3 separate regions of the Homo sapiens genome follow, and all the other regions are linked to region 1. The links are chromatin loops, found by intact Hi-C in ENCODE. Cell type or tissue: heart left ventricle. All regions are shown on one strand. Links, peaks and the distances in the headings refer to the core of each region. The heading gives the core; the rest is flanking DNA.

Region 1 (8,207 bases), core at 1,972-6,971:
GCTGGTGGCCAAGCTTGGATGAGACGCTGCAGTGCTAACTTCTCCTTTGCTGTCATTCCCGTTTTCTTTTTTCTTAAGCTGACGACAAAGGTAGCCACTATCCTGACTCCCAACACTGTGGTTCAACATTGTTGTTAAACTGTATGTAAATGAAATCATACAGTATTCCATTGTTCTAATATACCAGCATTCATCTGTTCTGCTCTTGATGGGCATTTGGGTTGTTTCCAACATGGAACTAATGCAAGTAGTATTTCAGTGAACTTTCTTGACAATGTCTTTGGTGAACACATACACATTTTTTGCGTTATATACTTAGGATTCGAATTGCTGGGTATTAGAATGTGTGTGTCTTCAGCTTTAGCAAATACTGCCAAAGTTTTCCAAAGCTGTTGAACCAAGTTAAAATCTCATTCTCAGCATCCAAAAGGACCCATTGTGCCCCATTGTTCCCAATGAGCGGTGCTCTCCATCTTCTTCATTCTACCCATTCTGGCTGCTGTGTCAAGGTATCTAATCTAATGGTGGTTGTAATTTCCCTTCCCTGATGACTAAAGAAGTTGAGCACCTTTTCATATGTTTACTAGCCATTTAAACATTCTCTTTTATGAAGTGTCTGTTCAAGACTTTTGCCCATTTTTCTACTGGGTCTTTTTCTTAATTGATCTATAGGAGTTTTTTGTTGTTTTAAATCATGTTTTGGATACAAACACTTTGTTGGTTATACACATTACAAATCTCTTATGTATTGCAAATATATTCTTGTGTTCTTACAGTTGCCTTTTGGTAAACAGAAGTTGTTAATTTTGGCCAGGCGCAGTGGCTCATGCCTGTAATCCCAGCACTTTGGGAGACTGAGACGGGTGGATCACGAGGTCAGGAGATTGAGACCATCCTGGCTAACACGCTGAAACCCCGTCTCTACTAAAAATACAAAAAATTAGCCGGGTGTGGTGGCGGGCGCCTGTGGTCCCAGCTACTCGGAAGGCTGAGGCAGGAGAATGGCGTGAACCTGGGAGGCGGAGCTTGCAGTGAGCCGAGATCACGCTACTGCACTCCAGCCTGGGCGACAGAGCGAGACTCTGTCTCAAAAAAAAAAAAAAAGTTGTTAATTTTAATATGGTGTAATTCATTAGTTTTCTTACTTTATCATTAGTCCTTTTTGTGTTCTGTTTAAGAAATCTTTGTCTAACCTCATTCTTCTTTTCTTTGATGGTTAGAAAAGTTTCATGAGAAAGCCCTGTCTATAAAATCCATAACGAACAGTTGACACCACCTTCTTCCTCTTTCTCCTGATGGAGTGGTCATTTCTCCTAATCCCAACCGCTCCTGTCCCATAAATTCTCCCCCTGGGTCAGCCTTGTCTTGTGAGCACATGTCCACACACAGACACCACAGTCTCAAAGAGCTCGCAGGTCAGAGTGCATGGAATCAAATGTTTGATGAGGTGCAGTTGGTCTTTATAGGACCAGCTGTGCTGCACTGGGGCTCTCATCTTTTTACCATTCCTTTGAGGGGTGAACAATCATGGGAACATGCAGGCTTTTCTGAAGCGCATGTGCAGTATTCCACTTGAGCCATCCACTTCCTAAAGGGCACAGATCAGCTCCGACATACGTGAAAAATGAGAAGGAGCTGTGGGCTTTTCTTAGCTCTCTTTAAAAGCTCCCTCCAGCTCTGCCTTCCTTCCCTTTCTCTTATTTTTATCCCTTCAACTTCTAAAAACTGTTTGATTTTAGACAGCACAGTTGTGCGTCTCTTCTATGCAGATGTTTGAGATTACTTGGAAGAGCAGACCTCTAAACTGAACTCGACACCCTTTGCAAACCACACGGTGACCACCCTGCACCAGCTACAGGAGCTCCTTGACCTTCATCCTGCTCAGTGTGAAGCAGCAGGTCCCTGGCCACACCCTGGAGGGTGATGTCTTCCTGCTCCAACTTGGGCCTTTTAGCCATGATTGGGTTTGTCATCCTGGAATCACTGCGTCTTCACAAGATCTTTAAGTACATCTGTTCTCAATTTTCAGACTGTGAGGCCAGGATTTGGGTGCAAGTAGTTTATCTGGGAAGTGATCCCAGGAAGCACTGTGAGGGGGTGAGGGAGAGAGCAGTCAAGAAAGGTGCAATCCTGAGTAAGTGACTGCTGTCGGCAGCGGGGCCATCCCCCCCAGGACCCTCTGAGAGGCGTGTGGAACTTGCCTCAGTATCATCTCCCTGTCCCCTGGGCGGGTGGGGAGTTACCAGCTCCTGTCTCTTATGGTTGAGGTCACTGTCTGCATGTGGTTCCTTCAGAGAGGACACTGGCTGTGTCTGCTTTCATGATTTTGATAAATTGTCTCCTTCTGAGCACTTTGTCGATGCCCAGATTTCCTAATGATACAGTTGGGAGTCTGTGTGTTTAAATGCCAATTCCTGTTTTAGTGGAATTATTTTAATTGTGTATTTGTAGATGTTCTGGAAGTTCTGTAGGTAAAATGCTATAAAAAATTGTGCACAGCTCAGCTGAGCTAGAAACAGGTGACCGCAGGGAGAACAGAAGGTTGCCCCTGTAACCCTGTCGGGGTACCAGTCCTTCATGGCCCTTTGGGCTGTCATTTCTTGGCCTCACAGTGGTTGCCTACCCATCTGGCCTTGACTTCAGAGTTGCCTCTTCCAGCAAGCCCTCCCTGATGAGGTTTGGTTAGATCCTCTTTCTGTGTCCCCTAGACAGCCCCTCACTGCTGTAAATGGAAGATGTCTGTTTGCTCATCACTCCTGGGAGGCAGGGGCTGCTGCTCCTGGCCAGGGCTGTGCCTCTGATATCTCCTAGGCCCTCGGTGGTTGTTGGAGCTGTTGAACTCAACTCCGTGAGACAAGCCCTCCTAGGAGTAGATGCACAGAATTTTGTTGAGCTAAATGAGCCAGTTCAAGTGATGCACTGATATTTTGGACATACAGACTTATGACCCTCTGGCTTCCCCATACGTTTCGAATCCCAAATTTGAAACAGTGGTTGGGCCACACCTCTGACCCCAGCTGTGACCTGTGAGTGTGGGTGTTCTCCACAATTATGGTTCCTTCCCTTGTCCTGCAGCATCTAATGTGTGCTGGACTGTGGTGCCTGGTAGAAGGAGACACATCCTGCAAGACCAAGCTGGACCCTCCCCTGGATGGCACCGAGTGTGGGGCAGACAAGGTAACCTCTGACTTCCCACTGCCCCCAACAGGCAGCTCCACATCTTGCAGGCAACTGGCACCTCTTCTGACACACAATCTGTACTCTACTTAGGAGCCCCTGAAACATCCCCCAGGCGGCACAGAAATGCCCATGGAGGCCACTCCGGGCACAGAGTGGTGCCTACATCACCTCATTCCTTTTTCTTATAAGATACAAGTATCATTTACTTAATATTTTTGTTAGATTAACTCCTTTCATCATGTAAGGAAATTTACTTAAAAGGAACACTTTCACCAGTATATTTCAAATGGAAAAACAACATCACCTGCCATACACAGTAGGCTCTCGTAAAAATAATTCAGTGAGAACAGTATTATCCAATTCTAGCTAAATGTTGAGAGAATGAGCTTGTTCCTCATGTGCAGGAGAGATGGGGAGGTGTTGGAGAGAAGGGGTGTTCGGGATCTGCAGCCCCAGGACCTCTCTCCAGTCTTATTGCAAGAATTGAAAGAGTTGAAAAAGGAGTAAAGGTTTGCTCTGATGCCGTGATTGGGAACCACAGAAATCACACCTAGCACCTCAGGGTATGTGCTGTGCACTTTGAGAAATTGTTTTATAGGGCTGGCCTTGAGTTATCCTCAGAAAGAACCAAGGTTCCCTCACGTGGAGCTGGCTGTGCCATCGCCAAGCAGCAAACACAACTCTCAGGTTCACAACCTCAACCGGGGCATGCCGCCTCCCAGCGAGAAACGCACTCACGTCAAACAAAGTTTGCAGAAGCCCAGGTCTCTTCAAGAGCTACGTAGATTCATCCTTTTTCTGGGATTTAGAAAATCCCCATGGAGCACATCCATCTGAAAGTTGAGGGCAAAATCCAAACCCTACAGCGATATGAGTGTCAGTTTGAGTAAGTAAGGCATGTCTCTAAAATTAGCAAACGTGCAAACCCTGAAATAGACTGTACCTTTATGTAAATTTAGCAAATGGGTTTTTGGCAGCACGGCATTTTGGGGCCTGGCGGGCTGGAGTGAGCAGCTCTGCTGAGTGCCTGGGCCCCGACCCTCCCCGCTGTGTTTCAGTGGTGCCGCGCGGGGGAGTGCGTGAGCAAGACGCCCATCCCGGAGCATGTGGACGGAGACTGGAGCCCGTGGGGCGCCTGGAGCATGTGCAGCCGAACATGTGGGACGGGAGCCCGCTTCAGGCAGAGGAAATGTGACAACCCCCCGTAAGTCCCCTGACCAGCCATACCCCAACGTGCCACGATTGGAGTTTCCCAACAGCAGCTCTCGCTGCCTCACACAAAGCAGGGTCTGTCTCCCGCTGAGCATTAGAAGATATGGAAAATGAAACCCAGCCAAGGTCCAGGGTGCAGGGACCTCGTGTGTGTCAAATGACATCTCAGCTTAAATTGCTCTTTCTGTGAACATGGATACAGTAGAGTCTGGGGTGAGCTGACTCCCTCATTCCTTCCCTGGGCCTCAGTGGAAAGGTTTTCGGAGACAGCTGTATGACAGTCCCTCCAGCCTGCCCGTGGTTTAGCAAGTCCAGGGTCATTCCACACTGGCTGTCTCTGATGTGGGAGCAGCCTGGTGGTTCATGAGTCACAGAGTGTCTGGGTGCAGCTGTCTTCCTCATCCTAATATTTGCCATGGGTCCTCCTGTAACTGTTAGAAAAAATGTGATTTAGTTTTTTTCTCTTTGGCTTCTTTTTATTGACTCTAATGACACCATGACCTTTCCTGTTCACCTTTGTACATTTGTTCCACGAAACTCAGGGATCGATTTTGGGCTTGATGGTGATAATTCCATCACCAGATTTTTCCCTTTTCTTCTTGAAGTTTCCCATTTCTTTTTTTTTTTTTTTTCATACTTTAAGTTCTGGGGTACATGTGCAGAATGTGCAGGTTTGTTCCATAGGTATACACGTGCCATGGTGGTTTGCTGCACCCATCAACTCGTCACCTACATTAGGTATTTCTCCTAATGCTGTCCCTCCCCTTGCCCCTCAACCCCCTCGACAGGCCCCGGTGTGTGATGTTTCCCTCTCTGTGTCCCTGTGTTCTCATTGTTCAGCTCCCATTTCTGAGTGAGAACATACAGTGTTTGGTTTTCTGTTCCTGTGTTAGTTTGCTGAGAATGATGTTTTTCAGCTTCATCCATGTCCCTGCAAAGGACATGAACCCATCCTTTTTTTATGGCTGCGTAGTATTCCATGGTGTATATGTGCCACATTTTCTTTATCCAGTCTATCATTGATGGGCATTTGGGTTGGTTCCAAGTCTTTGCTATTGTGAATAGTGCCACAATAAACATATGGCTGCGTGTGTCTTTATGGTAGAATGATTTATAATCCTTGGGTATATACTCAGTAATGGGATTGCTGGGTCAAATGAAGCTTCCCATTTCTTACCATTTCTTTTAATGATCTGTTTTATGCCTTGTGTGTCAGCAGTTGCAGCACATCAATTTTGAAAACGAGCAAGTTCTAAATAGTGACTATAAAGAAATCTCCACAATTAAGTCCTGTTGATGGATAATTAGCAAATGCCTCTTATGTTTAAAAATCCTGATGCCCAGGTCATACCCCAGACTGATCAAATCACAGAACACTAAGGGTGGGGCCCAGGAATTGGATATTTTATCTTCCCAGGTGACTCCAGCAGCAGTCAATGTTGGAACCTCTGGATTAAAGGAAGGGTTATGCTCCTAGTCTGGTCAGTGACAGGAGCACCATTTTCCCAGCAATGCTATAAGAATTGGCATTATGTATTAATTATGTCTTATTAAAACATTTCCCTCTAGCACCCAGCAGAGTGCGGGGCACATAGGTGTTTAGTCTGTTAGGAATGACTTTTTTTTTTTTTTTTTGAGATGGAGCCTCACTCTGTCCCCCAGGCTGGAGTGCGGTGGCCCAGTCTCGGCTCACTGCAACCTCCGCCTCCCTGCTTCAAGTGATTCTCCTGCCTCAGCCTCGCAAGTAGCTGGGATTACAGGAGTGCACCACAACTCCCAGCTACTTTTTGTATTTTTAGTAGAGATGGGGTTTCGCCATGTTGCCAGGCTGGTCTTGAACTCCTGACCTCATGTGATCTGCTCACCTCTGCCTCCCAAAATGCTGGGATTACAGGTGTGAGCCACCATGCCCAATCCAGGAATGACTTCTTAATTAAGGGCATAGGTGGGTAGATGATTAGAAACCCTGTTTAGCTAAATGGTGGGAAATTAATAGGTGGTTGCAGTTTTTGCATTACTCTGTGTTGACGTTAATAGTTTGACCTCTGGCCTCGTGAAGAAAGGGCTGGGTTTGGAGTCATGGCATTGGGCCTGACCCTGTTGGTTAATGGTCATGTGACCTCACGACTCTTCTGTTCCCTGGCCTTAGTTCTGCCCACTAGAGGGAGCGGACATGGTAGAGTGGGAAGAGCCAGGCTTCAAAGCCAGGACAGACAAATCTTCAAATCCCAGCATGACAACTTTTTTTTTTTTTTGAGACGGAGTTTCGCTCTTGTTGCCCAGGCTGTAGTGCAATGGCGCGATCTCGGCTCATCACAGCCTCCACCTCCCAGGTTCAAGCGATTCTCCTGCCTCAGCCTCCCGAGTAGCTGGGATTATAGCCATGCACCACCACACTCGGCTAATTTTGTAATTTTAGTAGAGATGGGGTTTCTCCATGTTGGTCAGGCTGGTCTCAAACTCCTGACCTGAGGTGATCTGCCCACCTTGTCCTCCCAAAGTGCTGGGATTACAGGTGTGAGCCACTGTGCCTGGCTGCCAGCATGACTTCTTATAGCGCCGACGGCTGGTACTTGTCTTTTCATCTGAAACTTGGAAGAATTCATGGGAATGCACAGAAAGTCCTTGGTGTGTATTTAATAAGCAGCCCCTCTTGTTATTAGCACTCACAGAAGAACGAGGATGGTACCAGTTGCCCTTCCCTGTCTAAGGCTTTGTTAAGTGCAGAGAGAAATTGGCAGGGATTGTGGTTGTCATGGGTGCTCCACGTTTGTGATTGGAGTTTGTGGGTCCTAGTGGAAGACTGGTCTTCTTGGCACGTTACGTGTCTTATCTCATAACAGGTGACACCCAGTAAACATCATAGCAGGAGGATATCAGAACCTCTGAATGTCTGAAGGAGCCAGTGTCCTGAGACTGTCAACATTTAAGTTGTCTCTAGGCGAGGGCAACATTTGCAAGAATAAGACGTTATCAACGCTATGCAAATGCCATAGGTGCCTCTTTGAAGGGAACTGGTGTTGTCTGCCTTCTCGGGATGACATTAGCTAGGGCTTCCCTGGCATTGGTAGCCCAAAGACAAGGCTTTCCAGAGCTTTTTGCCTTCATGTCTTGGCAGGAACCCTGTCACCATCTGAACTGCTTCCTGCCCTGCCCACCCATGGTTGCTCTGGGATACCACAGGGGCATTTTGCTCTGGGGGGATCCTAAACACCACCCAGTTCAGACAGCGGCATTAGTGTACTCTCGTACTCTCGCTGGCCTGGCCTGCCATGGGGTTTCTTATATTGGGATTCTCACCCCATTCCCCCAGGTCCCATGGCCCCAGGAGAGAGGCTGTTCTGTAAATCACAAAGTTGTGAAAATCTTTCACTCTTCTTCTTCATCAGGTCCTCCCTCTCCCTCGCCATGATAGTCGTGGCTGTTCTCTCCCTTGCTTTTTCCTGTATTTTATCATTGAGGAATGGGAGAATTTGCAGGGCCTCGGTACACAGACAGCTGAGGGTTTGTGGGTCTCAGCACGTCGGATTGTTAGTCATTGATGCATCTTCACGTCCAATCTCTGTTGTCCAGCAGCATCGTCCTGTGGGGCAGGGCGATGGCAGAAGGAACAGAAAGAGCCTGCAGCATTCCCACTCCTCCCAGCCGCAGGCCCCTTCCTGATGAAGCCTTTCCAACATGAAGCCTTCAGTAAACCTTGCCAGGGCCTGAACTCTGCTAGCTGTGGGCCTGCAGTGAGAAGCAAACACAGATAAAATCCCTGCCTACCCACAAGGGATGCAGTCCCACCAGCTCCCCTTTGTTCTCTCACAGAC
Region 2 (5,858 bases), core at 459-5,458, 180 kb after region 1:
CATTCCATGGAACAGACTGTGGGGAGCGCCACTTCCTCCTTCTCCAGAGTCTCCCACAATTGACAGCGGACATTTCTCAGAATCCCGGCTCCCGCCCGGGGACTGTGTGTCTCAATGAGTGGCTCCACCTTGCTCCGTTTTTACAAAAGTGAGAAACCTGAGAGCCAGCCCATAGACAGAACCTCCCCAAGTCCTGTCACTTTGGTTTTTTTTCCTTTTTTGTAGAGATGGGATCTCACTATGCTGGTCTCGAACTTCTGGCCTCAAGGGATCCTCCTGCCTTGGCCTCCCTAAGTGATGGGATTACAGGCGTGAGCCACCGTACCCAGCCCATGTCCTTTGTCTTAAATTCCCACATGTCCATCCCTGTGGGCACTGCTCCGGCTCAGGCCTGTTGCAGGAGCCGCCTGGCTCGCCTTGCTCCCTACCACCTCACCAATACCAAAGTCACTCTTTTCAGACCGCTAACAGGGGCTCCCTTTACTGCTTCCTACTCAAAGCTCTCCCAGCTCACCCTTCAGGCAATGTGCTCCCCCTGTTGCCCCCTGCCCATGCCTGGGATCCCCATTGTTCCAAGCCAGGGGTCTACAAACCAGGGCTCACCGGCCACACTGTTTGGATACCCCCTCTGCCCAGTCCCTGGCTGTGGGGTCATTCCCAGCTGTGCCACATGATCGCTTTCAGCAAAAGCCTGCAGGTAACTCTGGGTGCCACACTTCTGACTACTCTGAGAATCGCATCCAGTCTGCTCTACCCCTCTGTATAAGTTGATCCTTTAGAAAGGCATAGGAATTCCAGGCAAGGACAAAGCCTCTTTCCTGTGGCCTTGCGTGTTGTTCCAGTCCTTCCCGGAGCCCTTGTTCTTCCGTGCATCCCCCATACCACAGCCCACACCACCCCTCCCCACATGCCTTCCTGGTGGGCACCAGAGCTTCCCCTTCCATTCTCCACAGTCTCTTTCATGCCACACCCTGGTGGGTGCTAGGCAGGACATAGGCTGGGTCCAGGTTCCCCCTCTCAAGTGGCATGAGGCCCGTGCCCATCCACAAAGGACCCCCAGCCCCACCAGGGATGAGAATCCAGGGCTGAGGTGCAGAGCCACGTGGAGGCCAGAGAGCTGTGCTCCTGGGTGTGAGGAGATATAACCATGTCTTTTATTTTCTGTTTCCTGATGCTTTGACATCTGGGGCCTTGCCAACCCTGAAGGGATGGCCCCTCCCAGGACTATTTCCTAGAGAGAATAAAGAACTCACCCCCACAGCGTGCTCCTCAAATGTGAGCCAACCAATCCAGAGGCCACACCCCTGGCCACACCCCCATCCTTCCAGCCACCCCCACCTCCCCGCGTTGCCCCAGGGCGAGTACCAGGCAACTAGAGACAGGCCCAACACCCCAAAGCCTGCAGAAATTAATCAAACAGGCCAATCCCTGGCCTGTCTACCCTGCCTTGCCCAGTCCTTCCCATGGAACCACAGTAGAGGCTCTTGTCCATGTTTTATTCCTGCTGCCTCTGCCTCCCGCCCAGTCCTGTGCTTCCTGGCACGACCCCCCATGGCACACTCCCTTGTCTTGGGAACTGTGAGTAACAAACCATCTTTTCAAGGGCAGCTGCCTCCTGATCTGTTGGTCCTGCTGTTCCTCACATTCTCTCTTAATGTATATTTTAAAACAGAGGGTAAAGAAGAAAGTGGTCAGGACTCTTGGGAGGATTAGAGACAGGAACATGGGGCCTATTTGCCAGGACGGGTGGGTTCTAAGGGAGGGGAACAGATGGGTCATGCGTTACGTCAAGGCAGGTGGTCAGCAGCTACCTCCTGCCCTGCCACGCCCCACCTACCCACCCTCGGCCTGCCCGTGGACTGCACTTCCTCCTCAGGTTGGAAAATAAGGCAGACTCTTCCAGGCTCTCTTCTAAAGGAGAGCACACCAATAAATCAAACACCAAAGTATGCCTTCTTCTCATTTTATTCTAATGCAAGCATCCTGGAGTCTTCTGTACCTTCTATCCATGCACCCTGCCCTCCAGCCCTCTCTCTGTAAGGCTATGTAACACATGGCCTTGTCTGAACCAAAACTGCCTCCCAGAGGCTGGATGGAATGCTGGCTGCAGGGTCTGGGTCCTGAGGCAGATTGATGGGTGAACCCATCTCAAAATGAGATCCTGCTTGGCTTTGAGTCATGAAGCCCCCTGAAAGTAATCCAGGACTGTCGGCCACTCTACAGAGTGGGTGCAGCCACATTCCACACCAGGAAGACCAAAGCCAGAGAGGCTGTCACATCTCTCAGAGCCACATAGCAAAGAGTGATTCACTCTGCTTCATGCAGTCCATGGAGACTCACAGAGGAGAGGACACCTGAAGGAGAAGTGAGGATCTGGCAGGCAGAGGAGAGGAAGGGCTTTCTGGACAGAAGGGACAGGCTGTGCAAGGGGACAGAGGAGAGTGGGAAATCGGTGGCACATGAGGTGCAGCATTGTGGGGTTGATAGCAATTGAAACCGGAGGTCCAAAGACCAGCATGTTTCCAGTTTTGCCCCCCGCCTCCAGGGCCCACCACAGGGCCTCGTGCAGATGAAGGATTCAATAAAGATTTCCTGATGAATGAATGAGTTTAAGACACAGCCATGGACAGAGACGTGGGACCTTGAATGCCAGACCAACAGCATTTTGCCTTCTGCTCAGAGTGGGCCAACTGGGCTCCAGGCAGAAAAGGACACCTAATTAGACCTTCTTGCTTCTACAGAGATCATGCCAGGATAGCCAGGGGTGTTTCTGGGCTAAGCTGGATGAGCTGGTTAAGCCATGCTCTTGAAATAAATAGCTTGTACTGTTTGTCCCCCAAGGACAGAACATGCTTCGTGGAGCCTGTCTCATTATTCCTTGCAACATACATATGCAAAGCATTAGCGGGCAGATTTCCCAGCTCTGGCTTGTTTAGAGAGTGAAGATTTTTGTCAAGGTCACACAGCACATGAGGGGTGAAACTGAAAGCAGCAATGACCCTCAGCCCCTTGTCCTAACCATGTTCTTCTCTGATGCTTTTCCCCCTTGCTTCAGCCAGGGGCCAAGGCTGACCTACCAAATCATGACTCAGCTCCTATCTGCGGGTTAGGCCCAGGACAGGGTCTCCTCCTCCAGGCTGGGATGCCGGCTCCCCACAGCGGAGTGTAACTTGCTTACTACGGTGTGGCTCTGTCCTGCAGTGATTGTCACCTCTGGGGGCCAGGCAAGATTCAAGCCCCTGAGGGGAGAAGGAGATGACTCATGTATGCCTGAAAGAAAGCAGGAAGGAGGTAGAAACTGGACCCAAATGGAAGAGCCTGGCCTAGCCCCTTGGGAAGTAACCAGAAAGCTTCCTCACCCAGCAGACCTCCTTGACCTCCAGAAGGCTCCAGCATGCTTATATGATTCCCAATTCTCATTCCGGCACCAGAAAGCTGGCCTCTCCGCTCCATTCCACAGTTTTAACAAATATTGAGTGAGTTCTCATACGTGCCAGGCACTGCACTGGCCACCATGCACGTGGCAACTTCCACATCCATAATAGCATGGGCTCTGTGTTAAACACGTTAGAAGTCAAGAGATACAGTGGTAGACATGACAGACACAGCCCTGCCCTCGTGAGTTTACAGTCTGAAATCGTTGTATTTCAGAGAGTCAGGGCAATATAGTTTTGGAAAGACTACAAATCCTAGTCAGAGAGACCTGGATTCAAGACACGGGCCTAGCTTCTCACCAACTGGTTACTAAACAATGTGAAAATGGAAGTTTGGACTGACATCAATATGCAGAGATACCATGTGCCCAAGACAATACCTGACCCCAAACCATCAAACCAAAACCCCTTACCCATGGGTATGGATGTAAAAAAGCTGGGCTTTGGTGATTAAAATATTTCTTTGGAGATAGCCACTGGTGTGCCTCGTTCCAGCCCTGCCAATGAGGAGATGGTACCTCCCACCCATCTTGGGCCTAGAAAAGAAGAGGGGCTACATGGAGACCTCAAAAGGGACTTCATACCATACACGTACCCAGATGTTTAGGCAGCATAGTGGATGGGTACCTGGCTCACAGCTGAGAAATCCAGATGGAAAGAGATTGGCCCTTTGTTGGCTGGGGCTGCCAGGACAGAAAGCCACAGAAGTGGCTTAAACAAAAGAACTCTATTTCTCATAGTACTGGAGGCTGGAAGTCCCAGATCAAGATCCAGCAGGGCTTGGTTTCTGGCGAGGGTGCTCTTCCTGGCTCTCAGACAGCTGCTGTGTCCTCCCATGGCCTTTCCTCTGAGCACTCTTGGAGAAAGAGTGAAGGAGAGTTCTCGGTGTCCCTTCTCATAAGGATACTAATCCTACGGATGAGGGCCCCACCCTTATGGCCTCATTTAACCCTAATTACCTTGTTATAGGCCCTGTTTCCAAATTCAGTCACACTGGGGGTTAAGGTTCAACATATGAATGGGGGGCAGGGGGACAATTCAGTCTATAGCAGGCAACCTAGCTACTTTGATGGCAGAGGAAGGGAGGTAGCTGCACCAGAATCAGCCTGCACTTTCAGAGTGTGTCAGAGTAGAGACAGTGGGGGGCCATGTACGAGAGACAGCTGATGTGCGGTGGCTTAGGTCCTGTCCAAGGGGACTGTGTGGTGAGGAGACAATAGGAGAATACCAGCTGTGATCCACCAGCGTCCCTGGAGCTGAAGAAGGAGTACTAACCGCAAGTAGAGAAAAGCCCATCTTCTACATCAGCCTGCAGGAGAGAGATGTCAGCAGATAACAGGGTGATGGATGTGTATCTCCAGGCCACCTATGAACGTGCTCTAGGAGGCAAAGTTAGCTCTGAGCACTTGCAAGGCCCAGAGAACAATCATATTTGATAGTCACATCAGTATCTGCCAAGAAGGAACCTTCCTGGTCCCCTTTCCCCTCCACCTGCCCCCAGCCCATGGAAGACAAAGAATTCCCAGGTGGGGAAAGCTCTAACAGGCTTACTGTGGACTCTTCCCCCAGGCAATCTTCCTCCTGAAGCCAGAAGAGAAAGAATAGATTCAACTTTAAACGAAATTCAGAGTTGTATTATGCCACGAAACTGGATAGTTTTATTACTGAATCGAGACCATATTTTGCAACTTAAGTTGACTTGAGAAAGTTGACTGGGAAACTATTTTTATTACCTTGGAGAGACCAAAAAAATTCATGGACCAAAACTTTCATCCAGGGTCAGGGGAAGAACCAGCCCCAAGAATAGATTTATAGAGACAGTGAAGAGGTGGCAAGAACATGCTTCATGGGGACTCCCCCGACCTGGAATTTGTGTGTGTTCAATGCCACAGGTACACATGCTACATGGTTTGCCATCTTAAAATAGGGATAATATAACTTGCCATGGAATATTGCTCTGAACGTTAAACTACATATGTTAATGTCTGCAAGACACCTAGGACAGCACCTGGCACTCAGTAGGTCCAAAGACATGGTAGCCAGTGTGATTGTTGTTGGTGATAGTGTAGCAAGAGCATTAAGAAGTACCTAGAGGTTAGAAGTCTCTGCAACTCCGAGCTTGCTTTGTGTCTTCTCCCTCCAAAGTTGACTCTCATGTTAAGGTCAGTTTCTAGTACTATGGAATTCCAAGGAAGTTCCAAACTGCAAGGAAATCTGACCTCTCTCTCTCCCCCAAGCCCAATACAACATTTGAATTTTATGTGGAAATCTTAAACCTCTCCTTCTCATTTGGTCTCACTTGGAGCTTTGAAAATATAAGATATGCCATATATGGTTTCTCCCCAGACTCATGCCGAACACTAGTCACTGTTTTCCAGAAACCTCAGCATCTGCTCAGCTATCTAGCCCCTGGGATCACTGCGA
Region 3 (5,858 bases), core at 459-5,458, 170 kb after region 1:
GTGATTAATCATCTGTAGCATTTTTATTGTCTTTCTCCAATGCATCACTAACACTGGCAACAGCCACTTCATTTCTTTGCCTTGGAATTTCTGTTTCCCTGTATCTTTCAAATGACTGAGCTATTGCGCCATCAGTGAAGGCTTAATCATTGCCCATACAGATGCCAGAGGCTTCCCTCCTGGGAGGTTGGTGAGGGGGGGGGGGGGTGCGGGGGAGCCCTTGTATCCAGCTGGCAGGTGATGGCAGCTCCAAAATCCTATTTTAGGGTCTGCTTCCTATAGGACCACTCCTGGCACCAGCTGCCTTAGTTTGGGTTCTCAAGAGCCAGTCTGAGATGGAGGCTTGTGGGGAGGTTGATTGGGAGGTACCCTCGGGAATCCTGTGATGAGGAAGAAAGGATTTGGCACAGGCAGGTACCATGGGGAGCTGTAGAGTGGAACGGTTGTCTCAAACAGAGGCAAGGTGGCAGGCCTTCGTGTATCACAGGACGAATGCCATCTTGAGGGTTCACTGTCTTCTGCTGAGAGGGTACTGGGGACAGACTCAGTTGTGAGCAGCCACCACTCCTGGCAGCTGGGGACAGCCCTCAGTCCTGAAGGGGGATCTGTGTGGCATACCACACCATACACCACATGCCTTAAACTTAGATTGTTACAAATTAAATGCCCAATTAACTGCGGCTTCCCCAAATCAGTAAATGGCACCACTAACCAACTAATGTCTGATATCAAAACATCAAAGTCACCTTTCTTTCCTCAGTTTCCCTTCCTGTCCTCAACCCAATTCAGCCACAGATACCATTGGTTCTACCTCCAAAGGATATCTCTAATCTGCCCACTTCTCCCTATCTTCACTGCCACGCGGTGGCTGTGCGCCAAGTCGCAGACATTTCACCAGGACCCCACAGTAGCTTCCTGTCATAGTCCATTAGGGCTGCTATAACAAACACCTTAGCCTGGGTAATTTATAAATAGAGACATACTGCTCCCAGTTCCAGAGACTGGAAGGTCAAGGTACCAGAAGAATCAGTGTCTGGTGAGGGCTCCCCCCTACTTGAGAGATTCTGCCTTCTCACTGAGTCCCCACATGGTGGTAGAAGGGGCGAACATGCTCTCTGGGTTCTCTTAGTAACGACTCTAGTCCCATTCATGAGAGCTCCACCCTCGTGGCCTGATCACCTCCCAGAGGCCCTACCTCCCAACACCACTGCACTGAGAATTAAGTTCGACATCTGAATTTTGGGAAGACACAAACATTCAGACTATCACACTTCCTGACCGTCTCCCTCCGACACACTCTCCACACCCTAGCCAGGGTAATATCGGAAAAACGTAAATCATAATAAAAACTTAAGTGGCATTCCCTGCTTAACATCCTCTGATAGCTTCTCACCCCTGTGGTCCTCTCAGACCCCCGTTCCCTCCTCTCCTACCCTGTCCTTCCCGCACAGGACGCCCAGCCAGTCTCCCTTCTGTCTGCGAGCCTTCTGCCCTCTTCCCCACCGGGCCTCAGCAGGTGCTGCTCCCCACGTAGGTAACGCTGCCATCTCACATCCCGCGGGTCTTTCCCCTGCTGAAATCTCTGCATCCGCCATGTTTCAGCTCCCACATGACCCCTCACACAGCTGTTCCAAGCATCCAGCTAACATGGCCTCCCAGTCACGGTTGCTGTCCTGAAGCACCGCTCGGTCCTTGTCACAACCCAGAATTATTAACGTTTTTGCTTGTGTAGTGTCACTTTCCCATCTAGAAAGCAAGCTCCCCACACACAGAACTCATGTGGCACTTTTGTATAGCTGGAGCCCTGGTGCCCAGCATGTGCACCCCCTAAGTGAATACACTTAACCTTTGTTAGTTCCCATTCTATTGCTTACATTATGTTCAGATAAGCTAAAGACTGTACCAGGACATGTTTATACTGGGTAATAAAAACATACTCTAACTTTTTTTTTTTTTTTTTTTTGAAACGGAGTCTTGCTCTGTCACCCAGGCTGGAGGGCAGTGGCACCATATTGACTCACTGCAACCTCCACCTCCCAGGTTCAAGCGATTCTCCTGCCTCAGCCTCCCAAGTAGCTGGGACTATAGGTGCATGCCACCATCCCTGGCTAATTTTTGTATTTTAAGTAGAGACAGGGTTTCACCATGTTGGCCAGGCTGGTCTCGAAACTCCTGACCTCAAGTGATCCACCTGCCTCAGCTTTCCAAAGTGCTGGGATTGCAGGTGTGAGCCACCGCACCTGGCCAAACATACTCTAGTAATTTTTTTGGCTTATACCTCAAGTGATACAGACATTTGGACAACCAGATGTACATCAATAAGGAAAAGATGCTTACCATTTTCCAAATGCTCCCCCTTGCCAACAGAGATAGGTGTGTCCAGGTGGCTGTCATGGTGATAGAAGCTGTTTTCTCGTCTTTTCATTTGATCTGTGGAATAGGAAAGTGATGACTCAGAAGGCAGAGAACATTCATGGTCTGGAGAGGATCTTTGAAAAGCCTGATGTGGCGCCACCATCTGGTGTCTCTAGAATAAAAGTTCTAACCGCGCGGTTCATGGTATCTTCGGGACAAGCCCACGCGCCGGCTGGGACCCAGCATGACATGGGGGCTCGCCCACTCTGGGATTTCCTTAACCAGGGACCACTGTCATGCCTCGTGCACTGTGAACTTGTCATCCCCGTGGCTTGGAAGCCCTCCTCAGAAAGACATCCCCTTTCAGAGCCTGAGCAGCCACAGCATTTCAGGGGACCACATAAAAAATGACCAAGAAGGCCAGACACGGTGGCTCACACCTGTAATCCTAGCACTTCAGGAGAAGGATGGAGGAAGAAGGATCGCTTGAAGCCAGGAGTTCAAGACCAGCCTGGGCAACATAACAAGACCTCGCCTCTACAAAAAAATAAACAATTAGCCAGGTGTAGTGGTATACTCCTGTAGTCCCAGCTTCTTGGGAGGCTGAGGTGGGAGGATCAATTGCTTGAGCCCAGGAGGTTGAGGCTGCAGTAAGCCATGATCACGCCACTGCCCTGCAGCTTGGATGATAGAGACCCTGTCTAGAAAATAAAAAGAGACCAAGAAATAGGAATATTTTCCTCCTAGAATTGCTCAGGAGAACACTGGGATTTCCTCTGGAAAAGACTAGACACTTATGTCTGGGGGAATCCATCCCATTGTGGCAAAAAGAAGGTAAAGGACCCAGTGAATCAGAGTTTGTTGGAAGCCTGGTGTGGTGGCTCACACCTGTAATCCCAGCACTTTGGGAGGCTGAGGCGGGCAGATCACTTGAGGCCAACACGGCAAAACCCTGTCTCTTCTAAAAATACAAAAATTAGCCAGGCGTGGTGGTATGTGCCTGTAATCCCAGCTACTCAGGAGAATCGCTTTAATCTGGGAGGTGGAGTTTGCAGTGAGCAGAGATGGTGCCACTGCACTCCAGCTTGGGTGACAGAACAAGACTCTGTCTCAAAAACACAAAAACAAAAAAAACAGAGTTCGTTGTTAAATAGAGCCCAGTAGAGCCAAAACAAAACTCCTTCCTGGCAGAGCCATCAGGATAAATGTCAGCCCTTAACAGGGGCTGCCACAGACCCCACCGTTATCCATATTTACCTACAGCCCAGCACTGCTGTGATGAGGCTCAGGGAAAATAACAGGGTCCCTGAAGTCTCCAACAAGCTCTTTCCTACCCACCCTGTCTCTGTCTCCAAAGTTTTCTCTTTCCACGCACCTGATCCTACCCTCTCACTTTTCTGCCTCTTTCTCGTGTATTTGTTCTCTCCTCCCTCCCTACATCCATCTCTCCTTCGCTCTTCCCTCCCTTTCCATTTCCTGCATTATTTCCCACCTTCTCCAATTTAAGAGGGTTATCCACTTCTGACTTGGCCCCATCATAGATGCAGAAGCTTCCACAGAGGGTCAGCTCGTAGATCCCTGGGGACTCGGGGGCTGCCCTAAGGGCTGTGTTTCTACTGAGCCTTTAGAATACCAAGTACCCTTTAAAAATTCACTTGCAAACTACCCACCCAGTATCGTTGCAGACTGTTCTTTAGAAGTTTTAGAGGTCTCTGCGTGCTCACTTCCAACTTATTTCTGTATGTGCCAGTCACACGTTCAACAATTCTTTGGCTCACAATGTATCCCCAGCAATTGGCTTTCTCGCCACTGAGGTTAGTTTTAACATGCCAGCTGATAGTTATAAAACAGCAATTCTGGAAATCCCATCCAAGGATTGCTCTGTATTAACACATCATCAAAATAGTATATTGCAAAGTCAACATACGATTGTAACTGTTGACCTATCAAATACTGAAATATTTTGAAACCTCAGTGGGAGCCAAATGCCATTTTATTAAATTGGGATACAGGAAAGGAAGAGTGTTGCAAATGTCGCAGTGGTGTTAGTTTGAGATGTTAGTGGGTTTTGCCAATATTTTCTCTAACAAAATAATAATGTAATATATCTATGTCACATTAGAATATTGTATGTTTATTCTATAGATACCTACACTCACATATATACATACACACAGTGCATACATGTGAAGTGTGGCCACAGAGTTGACGTGGGACAATCTACTGTGGTTCATATCTAATGGCCATAGAGCAATTTCAATGAGGTTCCTGCAACCTCTGGAGCAATGGCCCCATTACTCAATTAAGACAGAGGCTCCCAAAGCGGCTGCAACACCCATCTGAAAATGTTAAGTTATGGTATATAAAAATTTATATCATGACTCATATATTCAACAACCGTTTTACAATGTAAGTCAATAAACTTCTATTGAGCAGTGTGGCAGATACAGGGTAGGGGTGAAGGATGAATGCACACAGTCCCCTGTCCTCAGAGAGTCATAACAATATGTTACTGTGCCCTTCTCTTGGAAATGAGTGACTCTGCCCAAATGTGGAAAATATTTAAGTGAGTTCAAAACTAACACGGCTGTTGGCTCTGAATACAGAATAAACAAACCTCTGCCCAAAGAGAAATCAGATCCGCTGTCTTTCTGATCTAACTCAGCAAAGCCAAGTTCTCAGAGTTTGAATTCCTCCCGCATAAGCACCCTCAAATGCACTTCTTGCCTCTGACATTGCACTCATCCCAAATATCACTTCCTGATGGCATGACCTGTGCTTTCTGAGTGTGTTGATGGGTCAGACCACTGAGGAGTCCTGCGTGGCTCTCTCTGTCCAGACCAAGCTGGCTGGTCAGGATGAACGGCCATGTCTATCTATACAAGGCTGGTGGCTTATGTGAGCTAGACTTACACAGCTGTTTTAGGATGTTCAAAAAGATCAAAGAGCAGGAAATCATGAAACAAAATCAAGTAGATAGAGAAAAGAACCAACAAGAAAAAAAAATTCTAATTGACAAGCAAAGTGGTTACAGTGAAAACCTCGAAGCCCTGGGTAAATGCGAGAGACAAAGGAATCCAACACAGGGCTCGTGAATGGGAAAGTTACTTGGAAGAGGGAAGAGTTGTACCCAGAAGGCAGTGTAGAGAGGCAAAGGAACTTTTTTAAAAATTAAAGTGTAGGCAGGGCGCGTTGGCTCAAGCCTGTAATCCCAGCACTTTGGGAGGATGAGATGGGTGGATCACCTGAGGTCAGGAGTTCAAGACCAGCCTGGCCAATATGGTGAAACCCCATCTCTACTAAAAATACCAAAATTAGCCAGGCGTGGTGGCATGTGCCTGTAATCTCCGCTACTCGGGAGGCTGAGGCAGGAGAATCGCTTGAACCCAGGAGGCAGAGGTTACAGTGAGCCAAGATCACACCATTGCACTCCAGCCTGGGTGACAGAGCAAGACTCCATCTCACACACACACAAAAAAAAGTAGTTAGGCAAAGAGTTTGAG

What was found. A loop is a pair of places that touch in the nucleus more often than their neighbours do. Peaks named below come from ENCODE experiments on the same cell type or tissue, not always from the same donor. Only the 100,000 strongest peaks of a DNase experiment are listed, where the experiment ranks them.
Region 2: a loop joins it to region 1, with 2.3 times the contacts of the local background. A loop is called at or near these places in 22 of 110 quality-filtered maps.
Region 3: a loop joins it to region 1, with 5 times the contacts of the local background. A loop is called at or near these places in 22 of 110 quality-filtered maps.

What each region holds. Positions count from the first base shown.
Region 1 is chr15:100,128,184-100,136,390 of GRCh38, reverse strand. It overlaps ADAMTS17 (ADAM metallopeptidase with thrombospondin type 1 motif 17), which reads left to right. Exons shown (of 22, transcript NM_139057.4): 11 at 3,076-3,177; 12 at 4,239-4,384. Among named protein-coding and RNA genes, the nearest start is that of ADAMTS17, 210 kb to the left of the region's middle. RefSeq lists enhancers at 4,328-4,397, 4,438-4,527. In heart left ventricle, for the core only: CTCF peaks have their summits at 4,051 and 4,252; a DNase peak (open chromatin) is centred at 4,290; H3K4me3 peaks cover 554 bases; H3K27ac peaks cover 593 bases.
Region 2 is chr15:99,951,714-99,957,571 of GRCh38, reverse strand. No RefSeq gene overlaps it. Among named protein-coding and RNA genes, the nearest start is that of LYSMD4, 220 kb to the right of the region's middle. In heart left ventricle, for the core only: no CTCF peak of the experiment used is centred there; no DNase peak of the experiment used is centred there.
Region 3 is chr15:99,957,887-99,963,744 of GRCh38, reverse strand. No RefSeq gene overlaps it. Among named protein-coding and RNA genes, the nearest start is that of LYSMD4, 230 kb to the right of the region's middle. In heart left ventricle, for the core only: a CTCF peak has its summit at 2,518 (motif pointing left); no DNase peak of the experiment used is centred there; H3K27me3 peaks cover 802 bases.